Linked DNA regions of Homo sapiens: regions 1 and 3 are each linked to region 2. A link is a loop called in an ENCODE intact Hi-C map of the cell type or tissue named here. Cell type or tissue: A673. All regions are shown on one strand. Each heading gives the region's core, and the rest is flanking DNA. Links, peaks and the distances in the headings are about the cores only. Region 1 holds the start of SLC35G2 (solute carrier family 35 member G2). Region 2 overlaps IL20RB (interleukin 20 receptor subunit beta). Region 3 overlaps PCCB (propionyl-CoA carboxylase subunit beta).

Region 1 (7,256 bases), core at 2,926-5,425, 200 kb after region 2:
TCCCATGTTTGTTGCCGCACTGTTCACAATAGCCAAGATCTGGAAGCAACGTAAGTGTCCATCAACAGATATTTACATACAATGGAGTACTATTTAGGCATAAAAAAGAATGAGATCCTGTTATGTGCAACAACACAGATGGAACTGAAAGTCATCATGTTAAGTGAAATAAGCCAGGCACAGAAAGACAAACTTCACGTGTTTTCACTTATCTGTGGGATCTAAAAATCAAAAAAATTGAACTCATGGAGATAGAGAGTACGCTGGGCGCAGTGGCTCACGCCTGTAATCCCAGCACTTTGGGAGGCTGAGGCAGCCAGATCACCTGAGGTCAGGAGTTCGAGACCAGCTTGGCAAACGTGGTGAAACCCCATCTCTACTAAAAATACAAAAATTAGCTGGGTGTGGTGGCGGGCACCTGTAATCCTAGCTACTTGGGAGGCTAAGGCAGGAGAGTCACTTGAACCCAGAAGGCAGAGGTTGCAGTGAGCTGTGATCATGCCACTGCACTCCAGCTTCCAGCCTGGGCAACAAGAGCAAGACTCAATCTCAAAAAAAGAAAAAGAGTAGAAGGATGGTGGTTACCAGAGCTGGGAAGGGTAGTGAGAGAGAGTTGGGGGTGTGGGGAAAACTGGGGATGGTTAATGGATACAAAAAGTAGAAAGAATGAATAACACCTAGTATTTGATAGCACAAAAGGATGACTATAGTCAATAATAATTTAATGGTACATTTTAAAATCATTAGAAGAGTACAGCTGGATTGTTTATAAAAACAAAGGATAAATGCTCAAGGGGATGGATACCCCATTTACCATGATATGATTATTAAACATGTTGCATCCCTATATCAAAACATCTCATGTACCCCGTAAATATATATATACCTATGTACCAACAAAAATTAAAAATTAATATAAATAGAAATAAAAATGAAGTAGTCAAAGTCATAGAATCGAGGAGTAGAATGGTGGTTTCCAGGGACTGGAGGGCAGGGGAAAATCAGGAGTTATTAATCAACAGGCATAAAGTCTCAGTCAAGCAAGATGCATAAGCTCTAAAGATCTGCTATACAGCATTGCACCTATCAACAATACATATCAACAATAATGTATTATACACGTAAAATTTTGTTAAGAAGGCAGGCCCGGGTGCAGTGGCATACGCCTGTAATCCTGGCACTTTGGGAAGCCAAGGCAGGCAGATAACCTGAGGACAGGAGTTCAAGACCAGCCTGGCCAACATGGTAAAACCCTGTCTCTACTAAAAATATAAAAACTAGCTGGGTGCGGTGGCCAGCTACTCAAGAGGCTGAGGCAGGAGAATCCCTTGAACCCGGGAGGCAGAGGTTGCAGTGAGCGGAGAGCACGTCACTGCACTCCAGTCTGGGCAACAAGCAAGACAATGTCTCAAAAAAAAATTTTTTTTTTGTTCAGAGGATAGATCTCATGTTACATATTCTTTCCACAATAATTTTTTTAAGTCTAAAAAATTGGACATAAATGTTCATTATGGGATTGTTTAAAAAACTTACATTCTATCCACACAGATCAATATTATGCAACCCTTAATAATGATGACCTAGTTTTATGATGAAAGACATTAATTATAAATTATATAGCAAAAACGCAACCAATAGAGGATTGGTCCATTTAAAATGTATGCATGTTCATCTAAATGAAAATCTGTTTACAATGGTTTTCTATGTTTATGCATTTCTCTATTACCTAAAATTCTTATAATGAGCATATATTTTTTAAGGAAAAAACAATACCAATGTTTTTGAAAAATACAAATGTAAACTTTAAGAACTTCACACAAACCACATACCACCAATATATTTAAAATTGTCTGCATTATGATACATTTTAGTCATATGTTAAGATTATAAATTTCTATGATTATTTATATGTTGTTCTTATTAAAATTTACATTAATTCATTTTCCTTAAGCTTTCTTTAAGGAATTTTTTTGGTATCAATATCAATTTTACATCTTCCTAGACTTTTGTTCTGGAATGTAAATGAGTATAAATACTTAATTGCTCAGCCAAATACCAAACACTTCAATCCACAGGCTCTGTGCCTTTGGAACAGATGATTATGAAAATAAATGGCTCTGCAGAGTTCACATTTACTAGAAGTGTCAAAAAATAAAGATGGATTACAAAAGCTCTAAAAAATGTGTGGCTTGTAGTGTGTAATGGTTTTCAAAAGGGATGAGTGTATTTGCATGTGTGTTAGGTTTGTGCGTAAATGCACATACCTGTATCTTTCATAAGTATATGTGAGAATTCCTGTTTACGCTCATGGTGTGTACTTTCTCATAGGTAATAAAATCTGTTATGCATATGCTTATCTGTACCTCCAAGGCAAGCCACATTTGCTTTCGGGTTATGTTCAGGAAACCAGCCTCAACTTGTCTGAAAAGAGTTTCAGTGTTGGGCCTGCTCCACTCTGGCCACCAGCCATGGAGATGGGCTATTTTTGGCAAAGGTGCAGAGTAGAAGGGCAACGCAGGCCGCGGCCCAGGAAGTCAGTCGACGAGGGCGCGCGAGGCACTTCAGCACCACGGACATAGGCAAGCCTGAGCCAAGTCCTTTCCCGCGGAGGAAGATCGCTCCTCCGGAGCTACCCCCAGCCCTCTGGACCTACCCCCAGCCCTCTGGACCCACCCCCAGCACTCTGGACGTGGGGGGTTACTATCTCCAGGTCCTCGATCAACACTCGGACCCGAGCTTTCCGCCTCGCTCCTCGCGGAGCCGGGTGAAAGAAAACCTGGCCCGAGATGCAGGTCCGCGCTGAGCCTTCATCCGCCGCAACACGAGTCTCTTTCCTGCCGGCCCGCGCGACCCTTCTTCCCTCTCCTCCTCTCAAATGAGGCCAAATGGGTGCACGTGGCGTAGAAATTCTACAGCGCCCAGAGCACTGTGAGGAAAGATTCGCCTTTTCCTCCCCGTGGCTGCTGGAGGCTGTGCGGACTTGCCCTGAGCCTTCTCCGCCACTCTCGGCCGTGACGAGGCCCTTCCTCCACTAACCCTTGCCCTCGTCTTCCCTTGGGAAAAGATGTCTACAAACCGTCGATGTACCACGAAAATCTCAGCGCCCACAGACTGGCGTTCAAGAGTCATGGACATGAGACAAGAGAGTAATGGAAAATACAAATTCTTGGCCATATTTCTAAAATCATCCAGCCTTTTTTAAAACTTGTATTTGAAATTGATCCCATATGACGCCACAGTGACTCACCCCTTGCTTGGGTTGGCTACTGGGCGAGAGGAAAGCAACAGCCCCTGGCCTTCATCATGGACGCTGCAGGAGGGCCCAGACACGCGACAGCGGAAAGAAACGGGAAACCGGGCCGTAGCCGATGCTGGCCCTCCCGTCCCCGTGTCCCGGTTCTCCAGGAGGGCAGCACAGAGAAATGCGGGCCCCGCGGCCTTTCAGGCGTCGTGCAGAGCACCCCGAAGTCTGCAAAGCGGGCGGGGCGCGTCGCCCCCAGCCCGGCCCTTACCCAAAAAGACTGTTGTGCCCCTTAGGTGTGGCGGCTAAACGCGGGTGTGTGGAGTTCGGGGTCCGCTCTCATTCCCTTGTCGGGCGGCCGGGCAGGCAGGATCAAGGTCCCAGTCCGCCGCCGCCGACCGGCTCCCGGGGCCCGGTTACCTGCGTGTCGTGGCGAGGAAGGTGCCCCGGAGGCGACTGACGCGGGCGTGCCCTCGCCTGGGAAAATCGAGGCGGGCGCTGCCCGGAGTACTGCGGAGGGAGAGGGGCGCCGCCGCGCGGACTCTGCGCCTGCGCTCTCCGCCCTCCGCCGCCCCCACCCCACAACCTGACTGGCGCCGGAGTTGGAGACTGCGGGGGACGCTCAGGGTTGTGCCTGAACTGAAGGACTTCCTCTACCCGCGAGGTGGGAGGGTCCACGGGAAAGCGCCCGCCCGGGCCCCTCTAGCTTACGCCCTTGGAGGGCGCTTGTTTGAAGCAATTGCCTGTCTGCCAGGGCTACGTAGTCCGCTGCAAGTGGGCACGGAGGCAGTTTCTGTCCATTTCCACCCATTGTTTGCGCTTAAAAGTCGCAAGTCTATTCCTTCATGTTTAAATATGTGTCCAGCATCGGAAAATCGTGGTCCGGAAAAGTCTTCGGGCATCCCCGAGTCCACCCGCCATTTTACTGATAAGGTCTCTGAGGGAAGGGTCTTGACACTGCACAGCTGGTTCTTCTACCCAAGTGCATATGCCCCAGTCCCAAGTGGAATGAATATAGCCTCTTGGAAACAGACTGGTCATTAAAAGCAGTGGATTTGATGGGTCCAGGGGACAGGCAAGAAAGGGTAAGGGCTGAACCAAGGTGCTGGCTGTGGGAAAAAACAGGAGGTGCTTGCTGGTTTTTCCTCTGTCCCTTCAGACCCACTCTCCACTCTGCTCTGTGACTCAGGACTGACCTTTATGGGCTACGTCAACTATAATCTGGCTTTCAATTGGTTTTGGCAAGTGGGAGGCACCTGCAGATCAGAAGGCAGGATGTGATTCAGGACCTCCCCTGCATCCCCAGCGGGCCACCCTGTTAGCAGTGGCTATGTTCTTCATCTGAAAGCCATTACTCCCATCCTGTGGCCCTCTCCTGCAGTTTTCTCCAGGTTCTGGTTACCACTAACTACCCTTGCCCCTTCAGGCCTGGAGTGGGTAATGACGCCCAGAGGTTTCCTTTAACCCCATCCACACCTTTTTAAATAGTCCCTTCATTAAACTCTCCTCAACTATCCCATCTTTTCCCCACCTTTCCAGGACGCTATAATAGATTTTAGTCCATTGCGGTTGGCAAAATTCATGAGGACAAAAATATATGTAAAAGAAATACGGGGCTTTTAAAAGGCGAGAAGTCTTCCAGAGCCATCTTGACAGTTCCCTGGGCTCCAGGCAGCCAGCATGCTAGGTGGTCTCCCCACTGGGCCCCATAGCCCGAGGGTGCTAGTTTAGGTAGACCCAAGAATGGAATTCAGACTGCTCATAAACAGTGTGATCACCAAAGGGCTGGGGATCATTTCAGAGTCCAGCATAACAGGATTTTGGATTCCTCTTGAGGTAGAGAGACAATCTAGATCTTTATAGAGCAAGTGCTGGTGCTCTCCCAACTACAGCTGGGCTGCTTTTGAATGAGTCAATATTCTTAGGACACTTAAGAGAGTCCTGGAAACAGTGTCTGACAAGTGTGCTTAACAAGAAACTGCTGAGTGAGGCAATTGTCAATTGAGAGCCTCTGGCTGTTTCTGTAGAAAATCCAAGAATGTTCCCAAAGAGGGGGAAAAAGGCAAGAGGGTAGGAAGTCATTAAATTGCCTCTAGCACACTATGGTGTGCTTGGTCTGAATCCAAAATTTGACCATTTCTCGGGCTTGTAAAAACAACCAAACTGATTTGACTACTTTGATTCCTTCCCCATCCCCTTGAAAAACAAAACAAAAACAAAATAAACAAAAAACCCACCAATGCAGTATCTTAGCAAGACTTACCCAAAGGGACCCCCAGCTGTAGCTATTTGCAAATAAAATTAATGTCCAAGCAAACACACTATTTGTACTGAATACAAATGAGACCAGAACAGAACATTTAACATGTAAATATTTCCAAACTTTCACCCTTCCAAAGAGAAAGGATCATTTGTTGTTCAGACATGCATTAATTGTGCTGATCTCAATAAGGAATAGAGGTAAAGAAGCAAAAGGAGCCTCAGAAGGCTCGGCTGATCTGCAAGGCTCAGATTTTTTGTTTTGGAGAAGGTGGGATGGGGTGGGGATAAGGAAGGCGACCAGCAAAGTTTGAGTAAGGGAGTAAGAAAAAAAGACCTGGAATGAGCTGACTAGGAGAGATGGTTTCTGGGAGTTTTGAGAGAGTGAGACTAGGGATTTAGCACAGCTGACATTCTGAGTGACACCAAGGTATAGAAAGATATGAAAGAGGATTTTTAGACATTTTGTGATGTTTAATAAATGGAATTATTTTGTGCTATGATACATAGGGCTTTTCCTTACAAGTGTCAAAAACTTAAACTCAGACTGATTTAAGAAAAGGAGTATATTTGGCTTAATAACTGAAAAATCCATAGATAGGTAACTTCAGATATGACTAGATTCACGAATGCAAACATTGACATCAGGACATGATCTCTCCTTTCCTCTTTGTTGACATCAAAGAGTTTGTTTTCACATAGTGATTTCTTGCCACCTCCCCACCTTTCCCCAGTGTTCAACTTATATCATCTTTATAGCTAACCATTCCAAAAGAAGCAGAGCACTTATTTCCCAGTAGTTCCAATAAAATATTGAGCTTATGTTTCATTAGCAAACTCATATACCTTAATCTAGAGACAGGGCCAGGCGCAGTAGCTCATGCCTGTAATCCTAGCACTTTGGGAGGCCAAGGCAGGCGGATCACCTGAGGTCAGGAGTTCGAGACCAGCCTGACCAACATGGAGAAACCCGTCTCTATTAAAAATACAAAATTATGGCTGGGTGCAGTGCCTCACGCCTGTAATCCTAGCACTTTGGGAGGCCAAGGCGGGCGGATCATGAGGTCAAGAGATCGAGACCATCCTGGCTAACATGGTGAAACCCCATCTCTACTAAAAAATCCAAAAAAATTAGCCAGGCATGGTGGCGGGCGCCTGTAGTCCCAGCTACTCAGGAGGCTGAGGCAGGAGACCGGCGTGAACCCAGAAGGTGGAGCTTGCAGTGAGCCGAGATCACACCACTGCACTCCAGCCTGGATGACAGAGCGAGACTCCGTCTCAAAAAAAAAAAAAATTTAGCCAGATGTGGTGCCACATACCTGTAATCCCAGCTACTCAGGAGGCAGAGGCATGAGAATCGCTTGAACCCAGGAGGCGGAGGTTGCAGTGAGCCCAGATCATGCCATTGCACTCCAGCCTGGGCAACAAAAGCAAAACTCCATCTAAAAAAAAAAAAAAAAAATCTAGAGACAGAGAATAGGGGAGAGTTCATCCTCCAAAAGAAAATCAAGATTCTTTTTACCAGAACAAACCATATAGTGATGGGCAGGTGAAAAAAGAAAATATCCACTACAGGTACATCTCAAAACAACTTTGGTTAAGATGTATATTGCTTTCCAGTATTTTTTGTGGATACCAAACTAGTGTTTCTTTTGAAAATGACAGCGAGGCAGCTGAACTGTTTCTTTAACTTAAAAAATAAGGTGAAATGTCAGCCGGCACAGTGGTTCACGTCTGTAATCCCAGCACTTTGGGA
Region 2 (7,256 bases), core at 2,702-5,201:
GTTAGAATGGCAATCATTAAAAAGTCAGGAAACAACAGGTGCTGGAGAGGATGTGGAGAAATAGGAACACTTTTACACTGTTGGTGGGACTGTAAACTAGTTCAACCATTGTGGAAGACAGTGTGGCGATTCCTCAAGGATCTAGAACTAGAAATACCATTTGACTCAGCAATCCCATTACTGGGTATATACCCAAAAGATTATAAATCATGCTGCTATAAAGACACATGTACACGTATGTTTACTGAGGCACTATTCACAATAGCAAAGACTTGGAACCAACCCAAATGTCCATCAATGATAGACTGGATTAAGAAAATGTGGCACATATACACCATGGAATACTATGCAGCCATGAAAAAGGATGAGTTCATGTCCTTTGTAGGGACATGGATGAAGCTGGAAACCATCATTCTCAGCAAGCTATCACAAGGACAAAAAACCAAACACCACATGTTCTCACTCATAGGTGGGAATTGAACAATGAGAACACTTGGACACAGAAGGAGAACATCACACTGGGGGCCTGTTGTGGGGTGGGGGAAGGGGGGAGGGATAGCTTTAGGAGATATACCTAATGTTAAATGACGAGTTACTGGGTGCAGCACATCAACATGGCACATGTATACATATGTAACAGACCTGCACGTTGTGCACATGTACCCTAGAACTTAAAGTATAATGAAAAAAAGAAAAAGAAAAAAAAATACATAAGCACCTGTAATCCCAGCTACTCTGGAGGCTGAGGCAGGAGAATTGCTTGAACCCAGGAGATGGAGGTTGCAGTGAGTCATGATGGTGCCACCACACTCCAGCCTGTGCAACAGAGAGAGACTCCATCTAAAAAAAAAACACATGAGCAGATATGTCCAATTATATCATGATTTATTTTTTATTGACAGAGAAGTGTATCAGATTATTTCACCTTTAAACCGTTCTCAGAAAGTTCAAGTGGAAACTTTTTTACAGAATCATACAATTTTCAGACTACATGGATTCCAATAAAACCAGTTTGTAAAATACACCAGTGTTTACAATTACAGCACACACTTATGCAATAGCTATTTAGTGTTGGTGAAGAAATCCAAATTCTTCCCAAATTTTATGATTTATTCTGAACTATATTATTTGAATTTAAAAGGTGAATTGACATATCACCTGTTTCAATTATCAAGTTTTTAATTCCTTTCTGAAGTTTTAAATAGCATTTAATTTAAAAATCCCAATTTTGGAATAAATGTTTTAGGTGACAAATGAGTTTTTAAATGAGTCATTAGCCAAAGAAAAGAGTGGGCCCCACTTTCTCATACCCTCTGCCACAATCAACACCATGCACATCTCTGGAAGCTGGGCTTTTTGTTTTTAAGCAACATGATGAGACCCACACCTCATGACCAAGTTTTTATCAGTTCTTTAACCTGAGCCTTGCCTTTGTCAACCCAAAGTTGCAACAGAGGGAGATGTTACTTAATGTTACTTGTATTTAAATTTCAGCTTCTATTTGCTGCCATCAGCTAAACTGAAACTCTTCATTTAAAACACAGGCGGTGGCTCACGCCTGCAATCCCAGCACTTTGGGAGGCCGAGGCGGGCAGATCACTTGAAGCCAGGAGTTCGAGACCAGCCTGGGCAACATTGGGAAACGTTGTCTCTACTAAAAATACAAAAACTAGCCAGGTGTGGTGGCAGGTGCCTGTAATCCCAGCTACTTGGGAGGCTGAGGCAGGAGAAACGCTTGAACCCGGGAGATGGAGGTTGCAGTGAGCTAAGATCACGCCACTGCACTCCAGCCTGGGTGACAGAGCAAGACCCCTGTCTAAAAACAAAAACAAAAACAAAAACACACAGTAAGCGTTCCACCTCACTGGCCCTCCATAATCTAGGCCTGATCTGGGGTGAGGCCAAGAAAAGGGGAAAACTATTCCATTTTGATCTATTTCCAATTGCAAGACTCAAAAGTTCAAGTGAGGCAGGGCGCAGTGGCTCATGCCTGTAATCCCAGCACTTTGGGAGGCTGAGGCAGGCGGATCACCTGAGGTCAGGAGTTCAAGACCAGCCTGGCCAACACGGCGAAACCCTGTCTCTACTAAAAATACAAAAATTAGCTGGGCATGGTGCCAGGTGCCTGTAATCCCAGCTACCCAGGAGGCTGAGACAGTAGAATCGCTTGAAGCGGGGAAGCGGAGGTTGCAGTGAGCCAAGATAGCACCACTGCACTCCAGCCTGGTTGACAGAGCAAGACTCCATCTCAAAAAAAAAAAAAAAAAGTTCAAGTGAGACAGTGAGCAGTTAATGTCAATGAAATGATTTCACCTGGGAAAGCTTGTCCTCGTGATTGATGCAGGTGGGATGACATCAGAGGGGCCTACTTTCTGGGCTGTGATCTCCTAGGGCCAGAAACTCAAGATGATGTTTTGTAGGCCTAATCTTATACTGAGGCAATTTCATAGAAGACTGGCTGGCATCTCCAGGAAATTTGGAGGCATGTGGCCACTTCCTAGAGGAGCTGTTTTAGGTACAGAGGCAAAATTTAGAAGTTACTGAGGTTTGTTCAGGCACTCATTTCTCCAAACGCCAGGATGGTTTTTTTGTTTGTTTGTTTGTTTGAGACGGAGTCTCGCTCTGTTGACCAGGCTGGAGTGCAATGGCGGGATCTCAGCTCACTGCAACCTCTGCCTCCCGGGTTCAAGGGATTCTCCTGCCTCAGTCTCCCGAGTAGCTGGGATTACAGGCGCCTGCCACTACATCCGGCTGATTTTTGTATTTTTAGTAGAGACGGGGTTTCACCATGTTAGTCAGGCTGGTCTCGAACTCCTGACCTAAGGTGATCCACCCGCCTCGGCCTCCCAAAGTGCTGGAATTACAGGCGTGAGCCACCGCGCCCGGCCACCAGGGTTTTTTTTGTTTTTGTTTTTTTGTTTTTGTGGGGTTGTTTTTTAACGTAGTTGTTGTTGTTGTTGTTTGTTTAATTTTCTCAGTGAGGTCCAGTGAAGGAACCAGGAACATGTACCTCCTCCACAATATGAGGATTTATACTTTTGCTCTTGGAGATGTTTGCAGGCACCTGAGAAGGCTCCTTGCTCAGTTCTTCCTCTAAGGTCCTCCTTAATGGGGTTTTACAACCTGATCTTGCAACCTCTCACTGGGGGAGACAAGAAAGGTCCGTGTTTTCCTTTTGTGAGCCTCATTCTCCCACCTCTGGCAAGGATACGTTTTTCCAGGTTTTGTTGTTGTTGCTGAAGAAACTGGGAGTCCCAGGAGCCAGAAGAGAAAGCTGTAATTTGGGGCCAACTCTAGTGTTCCAGTTCCAAACTTCACAGGCTGGGCAGCACGCTGGTTTAGCATGAGCAAGCAGCAGGCAGGCTCCTCCCTACTGATCTGTGCGGGGGCTGAGGAACACTCCTGGAAAGTCAGTCTAGTAAAGGGATCCTACAAATAGGTCACACAGAAGGAAAACAAAAAGACATCCAAAAAAAGTCTATTTCCGAGAGGTAGGGAATGGCAGCATGGTGGAAAGATCAACAGACAGGAGAGTGCGAGAGGCCAAGGTCCCAGAAAAGAGCGAGAGCCGTGGGTACAGCGTGAAGCCCCAAACCATGAGCTCGGGACAGATACAGACACAGAGCGAGGAGAAGGTGGCTGCTAAATTCTAACTCCACCAGTGACAGTGGAGGTTTGTTAAGGACCAAGCCCGTGGAAACTGTGTAACTGAGTTATTATTCTAGGAAACCGACCTGAGCTTTCCTTTCTTCATCCAGGAAGCCCAGGGAGTTTCATTGCGAGTGGGAACAGAAAACATTTTCAGCACTGACCACAAGGTGGCGCCAGACGCCCGTGGATGTAATGGGTCTTCCCCTCCTGGTGAGCTCCGAAGCTGGCCATGGGATCAAGTCCTCCAGATTGAAAGGAAACCAAGAGGTCTGCAGGCCCGGAAAGTTACTCTAGCCTAAGGATAATACACGGCACAAGGAAAATAATAAAAAACATCTTTACTAAAGAGACGGGGAGGGTTGGCCCAGAGACTAGACCGGCAGAGTCTACAATTCTTCTGTGAAGGGAACTTAAAAGACTTTTCCACCGAACCCCTTGACAGGACAGGGAGAGCCAAGTGGGGAAAGACTGGACGTTAAGGGGCGGAGAGGAGCCTTTAGAGGAGAAAAAATGCCTTCTGACTGATGGATTTACATTTACTGGTATTCCTCATTGACACGATAAACGAGTCGATAAGCCCAACACGATTGAATAACAAGTAGAAATGCATTCTATTAGATTCATCTTCTCTGAGAATGCATTATGGTAGCTTCGCTCTTCTTGGGTGTCATGGACTGATGACTTTTCAAATATATGGTATCAATTGTGCCAGCCAATATTCTCCTTCTGGTGCTTATATTGTCCCAACTTTGGCCAGGAGGAGCCCTGTATAGATTGTTCCTTGTGTAATTTTGAATGACCCTTATTTAATGCTTTGCTTTCTGTCTCAAAAAGGTATAGGTGTTTTAAGATTACCTTGTACCTTTCAACTCCAAACTGACATGGCATCCATTACTGCTCCAAGAAACTTTGGCTCCTTTGGGAGAAAACTAACACTAGAAACCAAAATCTTAGCATTAAGATGCATTGTGGAGGTGACATTTCTCCTGGGCCATTTCAGTGGAAAAAAGTCAAAATATTTTTAATGTCATGTTTCATAAAGACATGACTTCATATTAATATGTTTGATTCAGTTCCAACAGTGCCCTGTTCTTAGTCAAATTTGGGATCCTAAAATTAGCCTTCCTTGTCACTAATCCTAAAATCTAGATTCTTATCAAAATATACAAAATATATATTATTTACTTGCTTTATCTGATAAGATAATAGTTGCAAAAATACACTATCAATACAAAGGGATAAATACTCAATAAAGTTTTTGTTTTAGACTACATACACCTACGGATTTGTTGCCAAATTACTTTGTTCTAGAATCTCTCATAATATCTCACACCATGTGGCTATGCAGGGACTTATCTGACAGGTAGTTCTGGGTCCATTGTTTCCATCCACTTTCATTTTGAAGAGGCTGCAACCTGCCCCCAGCCCCCGTTTTCTGCTCTACTTTTTCATTTTACCGTGACTTACAAACTCCCAATATACTAAATAATTCACTGAATAATAATACTGTTATTGTGTTATTATTTCTCCCTTACCCCATTGGAATGTAAGCCTCATGGAGCAGGGATTTTATTCACTGGACCCTGGCAGTTGCACCCTAAAGGCAGGACTAAGAAAGCTGGGCTTGATTCTGGGGGCTCAGGGGACTCTACTGGGTTGGCCTGCAAGAGACAGTCTTCAGTGAAACAGCAGAAGCCACTCTAGGCTGCTCCCAAATACTTATCCCCCCACAACACACACACACAAGTACTTCCCCCAATTCCCACAGGACTCAATGAGAAACTGTGAAAACAAAGCAAGCCAGTAGTGCTGAGCCTGAGCCCCTGGACTCAGTGACTGGGCATCTGGAGGGTTGGAGCTTCTAGAAAAAGAATGTGGCAGGAAGCTGTGCCTTATGATGAGAGTGACCTGGCTCCTGGTTTGCCCAGAGGAGTCCCGATTTACAGCTGTGGTCCTGCCGTAATTACTAATCACATTCCTTTTCACTCATGTAAGTGTCCAGATGTAGGGATAAATGCATTGGAGGGGCAGGGAGGAGGCCTGGGGACTTGGGATAGAAGTGCTCCAGGGGAGAGGGAACAGCCAGCTGTAGAGGAGGCAGCCCCTCCACCAATGGGGGCTGGCAGGTCGGGTGCATGGCTGGGGCTCCATAAATGCACATTCAGGGCAAGGGGAGACAACAGAAGAATCAAGAGAAATCTCTGTGTACCTATAGATGCCAAAAAATGGATGGGCACTGGGAATAGTTGTGAGAGACTCAAGCAGATGGAGGTCAGGGTCCTTTCTCAGTTCTGCGCCTGGGCTGTGACAGAAGGATAGTGCCCCCCACCACCCCACCATAAGGGGGCAGGAAGAGAGAGGAGGGAGGGTGATGACTGGAATAGTAATATGGTCTTTGTTTTTGCAAACTGAAAGTGTGTTTCTAGTTTAGGTCAAATATAAAATTAGCACACACCCTCTAACGAACAACACAGAGAAGCATACAAAATAACACAAAGGAAAAGAAGGAACGGGTCTTGAGCGATCTCATGCTCCTGGAGAGACCCCTCCAGGTGGTGAAGGGCTGTGGGCCTCTGGGGAAACACCCAGTTGATGCAGTTAGACTGTCCCACCACTGGGCTGGCTGGAAAGGGCCCAGGAAGTGAGGGTGAAGATAAACCAACTTGGAGGCTCCAGAGCTTCGAGGGGGTTAGAAAGCAAGGCGCAGGCCCTGCCCATCAATCCCTTCACCCCTCAAGAAGTTTCCTCCCATCATTCCTTCTCTGTGGTTGGCTCTTTTCTTCACCTGGTGGGGCAAAGGGGTGGGTAGAAGCTTCCAGAGGTAGGTCCTAAATGAGCAGACTAAGAGGGGCTGGGGATACCCTGAGTAAGCTGTCAAGGAAAAGAGGGTTCCCCAGGGATTTCCTGTGGGGTGGGGCCAACAGGAAAGGCTTAGGAGCACCTAACCAGGCGAAGCTTATGCCAGCTGCCTCAGTTGGGGTTCTCATGCAGCCAGAGGCTGCCCCCAACCAGGCAGCCCTGGGCTCTGGACTTCTGGGGCTGCTCCTCCGCTGCTCCCATCCCCACCCCCACCCCCACCCCGAGTCCTCTTGACCAAAGGTATCCTTTGGAGCCTCTCTGGACTTGAGGTTGAAAATGTAACTAGAACTTTAAAGACCGCTTTTGGCCAGGGTGGCCCTTTTTATTTGCTGAATTCTGTACTTTACCAACAGAAAAAAGGAGCACAACAAACATGCACATGTTACTGACTTCTGCATTCTCGTCGCATTGCACACATACATTTCACCTGCTGTCTGCAGTGTGCACACACTGTCAACACTTTACAGTAGTTCATGGATCCTCCGTGTTCATGCACATCCCATTTTCAGTGTGGCTGTGACCTTCCTCCAGGTCACCTACTGTAGAGCTCGCTAAGCCATTCCCCTCTGCACCGGCATTGGGCTTGAAGTGAACTCAACACCATTGCTCCCATGATTCCTTTTCTCTCAAGGATTATTCTGGGAAAGTGGGCTCTCCAAGCCACCCAGTGTGTAGAGTCCTTGATCATTCTCATCATACATTTATGTCCTGCTCTCCAGAAACACTGAATCAGTCAGACTGTAGAG
Region 3 (7,256 bases), core at 4,156-6,655, 710 kb after region 2:
AACCCTGTCTAAAAAAATAAATTTGCCCTAAAACAGCTTCTGTACATTCCTGTTAAAATTATTACTAAATATTTTATCTTCCTGTTGCTATGTAAGAGAGGCTTTTACTCTACCATAATTGGTTACTGCTTGCGTATATGAAGATTTCTATATGTTAATTTTGTATCCTGTTCCTCAAGTATTGTTTTAGTATAATAATGCATTCTCTAGAGTTTTCTTGAATACTACAATACTATATCACCTACGTTACAGCTTGACATCTCTCCCAAGGCTTTTGTCTCTAATTGGTCCTCTTCTTGGATAACTGTATTGGTTAATATTTCCAGAACAATGTTAAATAATAATGGGAATAATGGGCATCCTATACTTGTTCCTAATCCTAGTAGAAGCTAGTCTTTATTAGGTGAGATGCAGGCTTTTGAAAAGGTCTATACCAAATTTTATTACATTAAGAAAGTATTAATTCCTATTTTATGAAGTCTATCAGGAATAGGTATTGATGTTTCTTAAAGGTTTTCTTCAGCGTCTATATAAATAATTGTGATTTTTCTCCCCTATATGTGTTAATACAGTATATTATTGAGTTTCCTAGAACCAATCTTGCATTCCTAGAATACATCCCAGTAGGCCACAGATATAATTTTAAAGAAATAAGCAATATGAAACTGAAATCTTAAGTACTACCTTTATCAGGTTCAGGTACTGATATCATACTTCTTTTAAAAAATTTTGGAAGGTTCTTGTGTGTTTTGTTTACTTTCTATGCTCTGGAAGAATTTATGTGGCACTAGGACTATTTGGCCCTTAAAGGTCTCAGAAATTCCACATGAAACTATTTGGGCCTGGTGTTTGTTTGTTTGAGACAGAGTCTTGCTCTGTCACCCAGGGTAGAGTGCCGTGGCACAAACATGGTTAACTGCTCCCTCAACTTCCTGGGCTCAAGTGAACTCCCACCTTGGCCTCCCCAGTAGCTGGGACTACAGGTGCATACCACCATGCCTGGCTTTTTTTTTTTTTTAGATGGAGTTTCGCTCTTGTTGCCCAGGCTGGAGTGCAATGGCACGATCTTGGCTCATCGCAACCTCCGCCTCCTGGGTTCAAGCAATTCTCCTGCCTCAGCCTCCCGAGTAGCGGGGATTACAGGCATGTACCACCACACCTGGCTAATTCTGTATTTTTAGTAAAGACGAGGTTTCTCCATGTTAGTCAGGCTGGTCTCGAACTCCCGACCTCAGGTGATCCGCCCACCTCGGCCTCCCAAAGTGCGGGATTACAGGTGTGAGCCACCTTGCCTGGCCCTAATTTATTTTTTGTAGAGACAGAGTTTCGTCATGTTGCCCAGGCTGGTCTCAAATTCCTGGGCTCAAACAATCCTCCCGTTTTAGCATCCCAAAATGTTGGGATTATAGGCATGAGCCACTGAATCCAGCTCCTTGTGCTTTTTGGTGAAGTAATTCCTTCCGTGGAATTTGGTGGTTCATTTAAGCTTCCTATCTCTGATGGGATCAATTTCTGTTAAACTGTGTTTTCCAAACAAATTTTCCAATGTATCTTGTCTCTTAGAATTTTTTTTTTTTTTGAGACAGGGTCTCACTATGTTGCCCAGGCTGGAGTATGATGGTGCAATCACAGCTCACTACAGCCTTGAACTCCTGTGTTCTAGCAATTCTCCTACACTGAGGCCTCTCAAGTAGCTGGGACTATAGGTGCATGCCACCACACCCAGTTAACTTTAAAAATTTTTGTAGAGACAGGGACTCACTATGTTGCCCAGGTTGGTCTTCAACTCCTGGCTTCAAGCGATCCTCCCACCTCAGCCTCCCAAAGTGCTGGGATTATAGGCATGAGCCACCACACCTGGCCTCTTAACGATTCTTAAGTTTCTTCTTTTTCAATGGTTATTCCCTTTCTCACTTCATACTTCTGCTTTTACTGTCTCTTTTTTGAAGTTAGCCAGTGTTTACTAATTGCAGCTATTCTTCTATTTCCATCATAAATTTCTGCATTTATCCTTATTAAATTATTTCTTGGATTTATTCTGAAATATTTTACAGGGTTTTTTCCCCTGGCTTTTCCAGTTGGGAATCTGTTTTTCTTTTCTTTTTTTTTTTTTTTTTTGAGATGGAGTCTTGCTCTGTCACCCAGGCTGGAGTGCAGTGGCACGATCTGGGCTCACTGCAACCTCTGCCTCCCAGGTTCAAGCGATTCTCCTGTCTCAGCCTCCTGAGTACCTGGGATTACAGGCACATGCCGCCATGCCTAGCTAATTTTTTGTATTTTAGTAGAGACGGGGTTTCACCGTGTTGCCCAGGCTGGTCTCAAACTCCTGAGCTCAAGCAATCCACCTGCCTCGGCCTCCCAAAGTGCTGGGATTACATGTGTGAGCCACCGCACCTGGCCTGTTTATTTTCCTTCTCTGATTTTTACTGTTTCAGGAAACAGATTTTCATCTGTTCATCGTTTTAAACATATTCTATAGGTTTTGACACATAGTGTTTTGTCTTTTTTTCTTTTAGAATTCTGTCATTTGGTTTCTATTTTCCCCTTTCATCCAAGAATTGTTTACTAGAAGATTTATTTCCCGGCTGGAGGCTACTTTTGTTTTAGTTGCTACAAAAGTTTCTAATTTTAAGCAATGTTGTTTCACAGTATTTTTTGCTCTATGGGATTTAATGATGTTTTCTTTCTGATCTAATACATATGATCAACTTTTGTGAATATTCCATGTGCACTTCAGAATAAGATTTATTGTTCATTACCAGGGTGTAAAGTCCAAAAGAAATGTGTAAGATCTACCTATTACGTTATTTAGGTCTCCTAAATTATTACTTTTGTCCATTTGACCTGCTTTGTAATAACAATGCTGTGTATACATCTCCTATTCAGTCTTTCTACCTAAGTCTGTTGAATCTCCTATAGTTTCAGCTTTATAAAGATGGTGGTTATTTCTGGCACAGATATTCGATATGCTTTACATTATCATTGTGAACTATGGCTTTTAGCAGTTGAAAATGTCCTTCCTGGGAAGCTGAGGCAGGAGAATCACTTGAACCTGGGAGGTGGAAGTTGCGGTGGGCTGAGATTGTGCCACAGCACTCCAGCCTGGGTTACAGAGTGAGACTCCATATCAAAAAAAAAAAAAAAAAGTCCTTCCTTATTATGGTTAATACCTGAACTTTACTCTGTTCAATATTAGTGTCACAAATACTGCTGTTATTGTTTCCATTCTCCCAGTATATTTCTGCCCATTCCTTATTTTTAGCCTTTCTGAATCACATTTATATACTGAATATAATTGGTCCATAACAAATTAGACATATTTTTAACAAGTGAATCAAACCCATCCATATTTATTGGTATGACACTTTTTTACTATCATATTATTATTATTATTATTATTATTTTGAGATGGAGTTTCACTCTTGTTGCCCAGGCTTGAGTGCAATGGTGCAATCTCGGCTCACCACAACCTCTGCCTCCTGGGTTCAAGCGATTCTCCTGCCTCAGCCTCCCGGGTAGCTGGGATTACAGGCATGTGCCACCACACCTGGCTAATTTTGTATTTTCAGTAGAGATAGGGTTTCTCCATGTTGGTCAGGCTGGTCTCAAACTTCCAACCTCAGGTGATCTGCTCGCCTCAGCCTCCCAAAGTACTGGAATTACAGGCATGAGCCACCACGCCTGGCCTGTCATATTATTTTTTATAATTACTATGTATTCTATATTTATTGTCTTTTACCTTTTTTTTTATTTTTCCCCTTTATCATTACCCACAATGATATATACTGTTTATGTGAGTAGTATTAAAGAATGTTTGTATTTTTTAGTCTAGTGGTTACCTTTGTAATTATGCCTTTTGATGCCTTTAGTTCATTTCCTTAATCTTTTATTAACTAGTTTGTTTTTAATGATATCTGTTAGCTAACAATAATCAGTGAGCTGATTCTGCAATATTCTTCCCCTCTCTTCTCCTCCCATTTTTCAGTTGCATTTTTTTCTGAAACTAAACATATAGTACTTATACATTGTTCTCTACCCTCATCCCCACTTCTGTTTTAGTCTTAGAATTATAATTAAGTATATTAGATAATCACTACCAATCCTTTTGTTGAAATTTCTCCAGCTACCTCTTGATTGGATAAAGCTCATTCTCTAGTAGATTCCTCAAGAAAGCCTCATTAACACAAACTTCCCTCGGTTCTTGGTTTAAAACTGGTTTTCTGCAGTCTTAATACATGAAGGTGAGCTTTGCTAAACATAAAATCCTTAGTCACAGATTCTTTCCTTCAGCCTCCTGAAAGTGCTTTTCTGTTGTTTCCTTGCTTTTCTACGTTGCTTTGGAGAAGTTGGATGCCATTTTATTCTCTTGCCCTTGTAAGTCATTTGATTTCTGCCCAAAGGTCCTGAGTATTTCTCCTTATTTTAAAAATCGAACAGTTAATATTTTCTCTAGTTTGACAATTCTGGGTCAATTTTCCCACGTGCTCAGTGTGCTCTTTCATTATATAAATCTGAATCTTATTTTATTTCTGGACTATTTTCTTGGATTACAGTTTTAAATATTAAGTCTGTTCTACTGGTTTTTCTTCAGACACTCCAATTATATGTATGTTCATTCTTCTTTGCCTTTCATTGTAGTCACTTTTTTCTCATACATTTAACTAAGAATTTTAAAAAATTAATCCCAGATGTGACAATATAACCAATAATTGTATTAAAGGTATCTGTACTATTTTAAAATTTTATAATTGCATATATGTACAACGTACATGTTTTCATATATGTATACAGTGTAGGATGACTAAAGCTAGTTAACATATCCACCACCTCACATACTTTTTTGTGGTGAGAATGTAAAATCTACTTTTACTTTTTTATATTATTTCATTCATTTTTTAGGCTATTTATCTACTTTTCTTTAATGTTCCTTATTAAATTTTCATTGAAATACATTCTCCTTTGAGCACCTTGCAATTTTGATATCATTTCTGATGCAATTTTGTCTCCCCTGCCCATTTTCTTAATTCAATCAGCTTTAACTTCTTACTATTATCTCTCCATCTTGTCATTAGTTTCTGAATTTTCTATTTTTACAACCTCAAATGCTTATCAGGGGCTACTGCACTCAGATTGAAGCATAGTCAGCTGCTTCATGATTGACTTTTACAGTGAAGGGAGTTCCATCAACTGACATGTTTCATTCTCACTTTTTGTTTTCTTATTGTAGCTTTATATAAATGAAAACTATTTGTATCTGCATTCTCCAAAGCTGGCAGATGAACAAATGAACAAAAATCCTAGTTCAAGAGCACCCTCTTCTGTCAGTATAGCAAAGTGCAGTTTAGTTCATGGGTGACTAATTTTAGGGAGGGTGATGGGGAAAGATGTAGTGTCCTTCAGTGTATTCGATTTTGTATGTCTTGCAGGTACATAAATGTAACCCCCTTGCTTCATTTTCCCTTCACAATTTCCAAAGGTACCTCTCTCTTTCCTTTGTACTCTTCTTCCCCAGAAGTAATGCCTTCCCCTGACTACCGTATTGATTTGTGTGTGCACTCTTAAGTAGCTTCTAAAGTCACTGCTTTGACTCTTTTCTAGCATATTCACTTTTTTTCTTTCTTTTTTTTTTTTTTTAGAGACAGTTTCACTCATCGCCCAGGCTGAAATGCAATGGTGCAATCTCAGCTCATTGCAACCTGTGCCTCCCCAGTTTAAGTGATTCTCCTGCCTCAGTCTCTCCAGTAGCTGGGATTACAGGGACACACCACCACACCCGGCTAATTTTTGTATTTTCAATAGAGACAGGTTTTCACCGTGTTGGTCAAGCTGGTCTCGAACTCCTGACCTCAAGTGATCCACCCGCCTCAGCCTCCCAAAGTGCTGGAATTACAGGCATGAGCCACCACGCCCGGCCAGAAGAAGTTTTTTTAAAAAGCAAAATAAAAAAGTGTAATAATACAATACTTTTTGAGTTAAAAGTAAATATATGGTCTAGGTGCAGTGGCTTACACCTCTAATGCCAGTAGTTTGGGAGGCCGAGGCAAGTGGATCACTTGAAGCCAGGAGTTTGAGACCAGCCTGGCCAACATGGCGAAACCCCATCTCTAAAAATACAAAAATTAGCCAGGCATGGTGGCACACACCTGTAATCCCAGCTACTTGAGAGGCTGAGGCAGAAGCATCTCCTGAACCTGGAAGGTGGAAGTTGCAATGAGCCGTGATCTCGCCACTGCACACTGGCCTGGGCAACAGAGTTAGACTCTGTCTCAAAGAAAAAAAAAAGTGAATTTGGAGAGAGGGATGTTCCAGAGGTAATTAAAGTTAAACGGGGCCATAAGAGGGGGACCCTAATCTGTTAGGACTGGAATTCTTTTAAAAATTGGAAAAGCTGGGTTGGCGCCCGTGGCTCATGCCTGTAATCCCAGCACTTTGGGAGGCCGAGGCAGGCGGATCATGAGGTCAGGAGATCAAGACCATCCTGGCAAACATGGTGAAACCCCGTCTCTACTAAAAATACAAAAATTAGCCAAGCGTGGTGGCGGGTGCCTGAAATCACAGCTATTCAGGAGGTTGAGGCAGGAGAATCACTTGAACCCGGGAGGCAGAGGTTGCACTAAGCTGAGATTGTGCCACTGCACTCCAGCCTGGCGACAGAGTGAGACTCCATCTCAAAAAAAAGAAAAGAATTGGAAAGCCAGCCGGGCACAGTGGCTCACATCTGTAATCCCAACACTTTGGGAGGCCAAGGCGGGCAGATCACGAGGTCGGGAGATCGAGACTATCCTGGCTAACACGGTGAAACCCCGTCTCTACTAAAAATACAAAAACAAAATTAGCCAGGCATGGTGGTGGGTGCCTGTAGTCCCTGCTACTTGGGTGGCTGAGGCAGGAGAATGGCGTGTACCCGGGAGGCAGAGCTTGCAGTGAGCCGAGATCACGCCACTGCACTCCAGCCCGGGCGACAGAGCCAGACTCCAACTCAAAAAAAAATAAATAAATAATTGGAAAAGCCAGCCTGGGCAACATAGTGAGTTGCCATCTCTACAAAAAATTTTAAAATTAGCCAGATGTGGTGGCATGCAGCTATAGTCCCAGCTACTCAGGAGGCTGAAGTGGGAAGATCACTTGAGCACAGGAGGTCAAGCCTGCAGTGAGTCAAAGTCACACCGCTGCACTCCAGCCTGGGTGACAAAGCAAGACCCTGTCTCTGAGGGAAAAAAAAAAAAAAAAGACGAAGAGATACCAGAGATCTCTTT

The links. Hi-C counts contacts between places; a loop is a spot of excess contacts. Peaks named below come from ENCODE experiments on the same cell type or tissue, not always from the same donor. Only the 100,000 strongest peaks of a DNase experiment are listed, where the experiment ranks them.
Region 1: it touches region 2 in a loop (4-fold over the local background); 38 of 110 quality-filtered maps call a loop at or near these places.
Region 3: it touches region 2 in a loop (3-fold over the local background); 18 of 110 quality-filtered maps call a loop at or near these places.

What each region holds. Positions count from the first base shown.
Region 1 is chr3:136,815,620-136,822,875 of GRCh38, reverse strand. SLC35G2 (solute carrier family 35 member G2) reads right to left here and starts at 3,750. Exons shown (of 2, transcript NM_025246.3): 1 at 3,248-3,750. RefSeq lists silencers at 2,553-2,602, 3,666-3,725. In A673, for the core only: no CTCF peak of the experiment used is centred there; DNase peaks (open chromatin) are centred at 3,285, 3,875, 4,505 and 5,195; H3K4me3 peaks cover 1,542 bases; H3K27ac peaks cover 1,797 bases.
Region 2 is chr3:137,010,629-137,017,884 of GRCh38, reverse strand. It overlaps IL20RB (interleukin 20 receptor subunit beta), which reads right to left. Exons shown (of 7, transcript NM_144717.4): 7 at 6,800-7,256. Among named protein-coding and RNA genes, the nearest start is that of IL20RB-AS1, 32 kb to the right of the region's middle. RefSeq lists a cis regulatory region at 3,095-4,107. In A673, for the core only: a CTCF peak has its summit at 3,813 (motif pointing right); DNase peaks (open chromatin) are centred at 3,464 and 3,844; H3K4me3 peaks cover 478 bases; H3K27ac peaks cover 927 bases.
Region 3 is chr3:136,304,125-136,311,380 of GRCh38, reverse strand. The region is part of intron 9 of PCCB (propionyl-CoA carboxylase subunit beta); the gene reads right to left. Among named protein-coding and RNA genes, the nearest start is that of PCCB, 57 kb to the right of the region's middle. In A673, for the core only: a CTCF peak has its summit at 5,318 (motif pointing left); no DNase peak of the experiment used is centred there.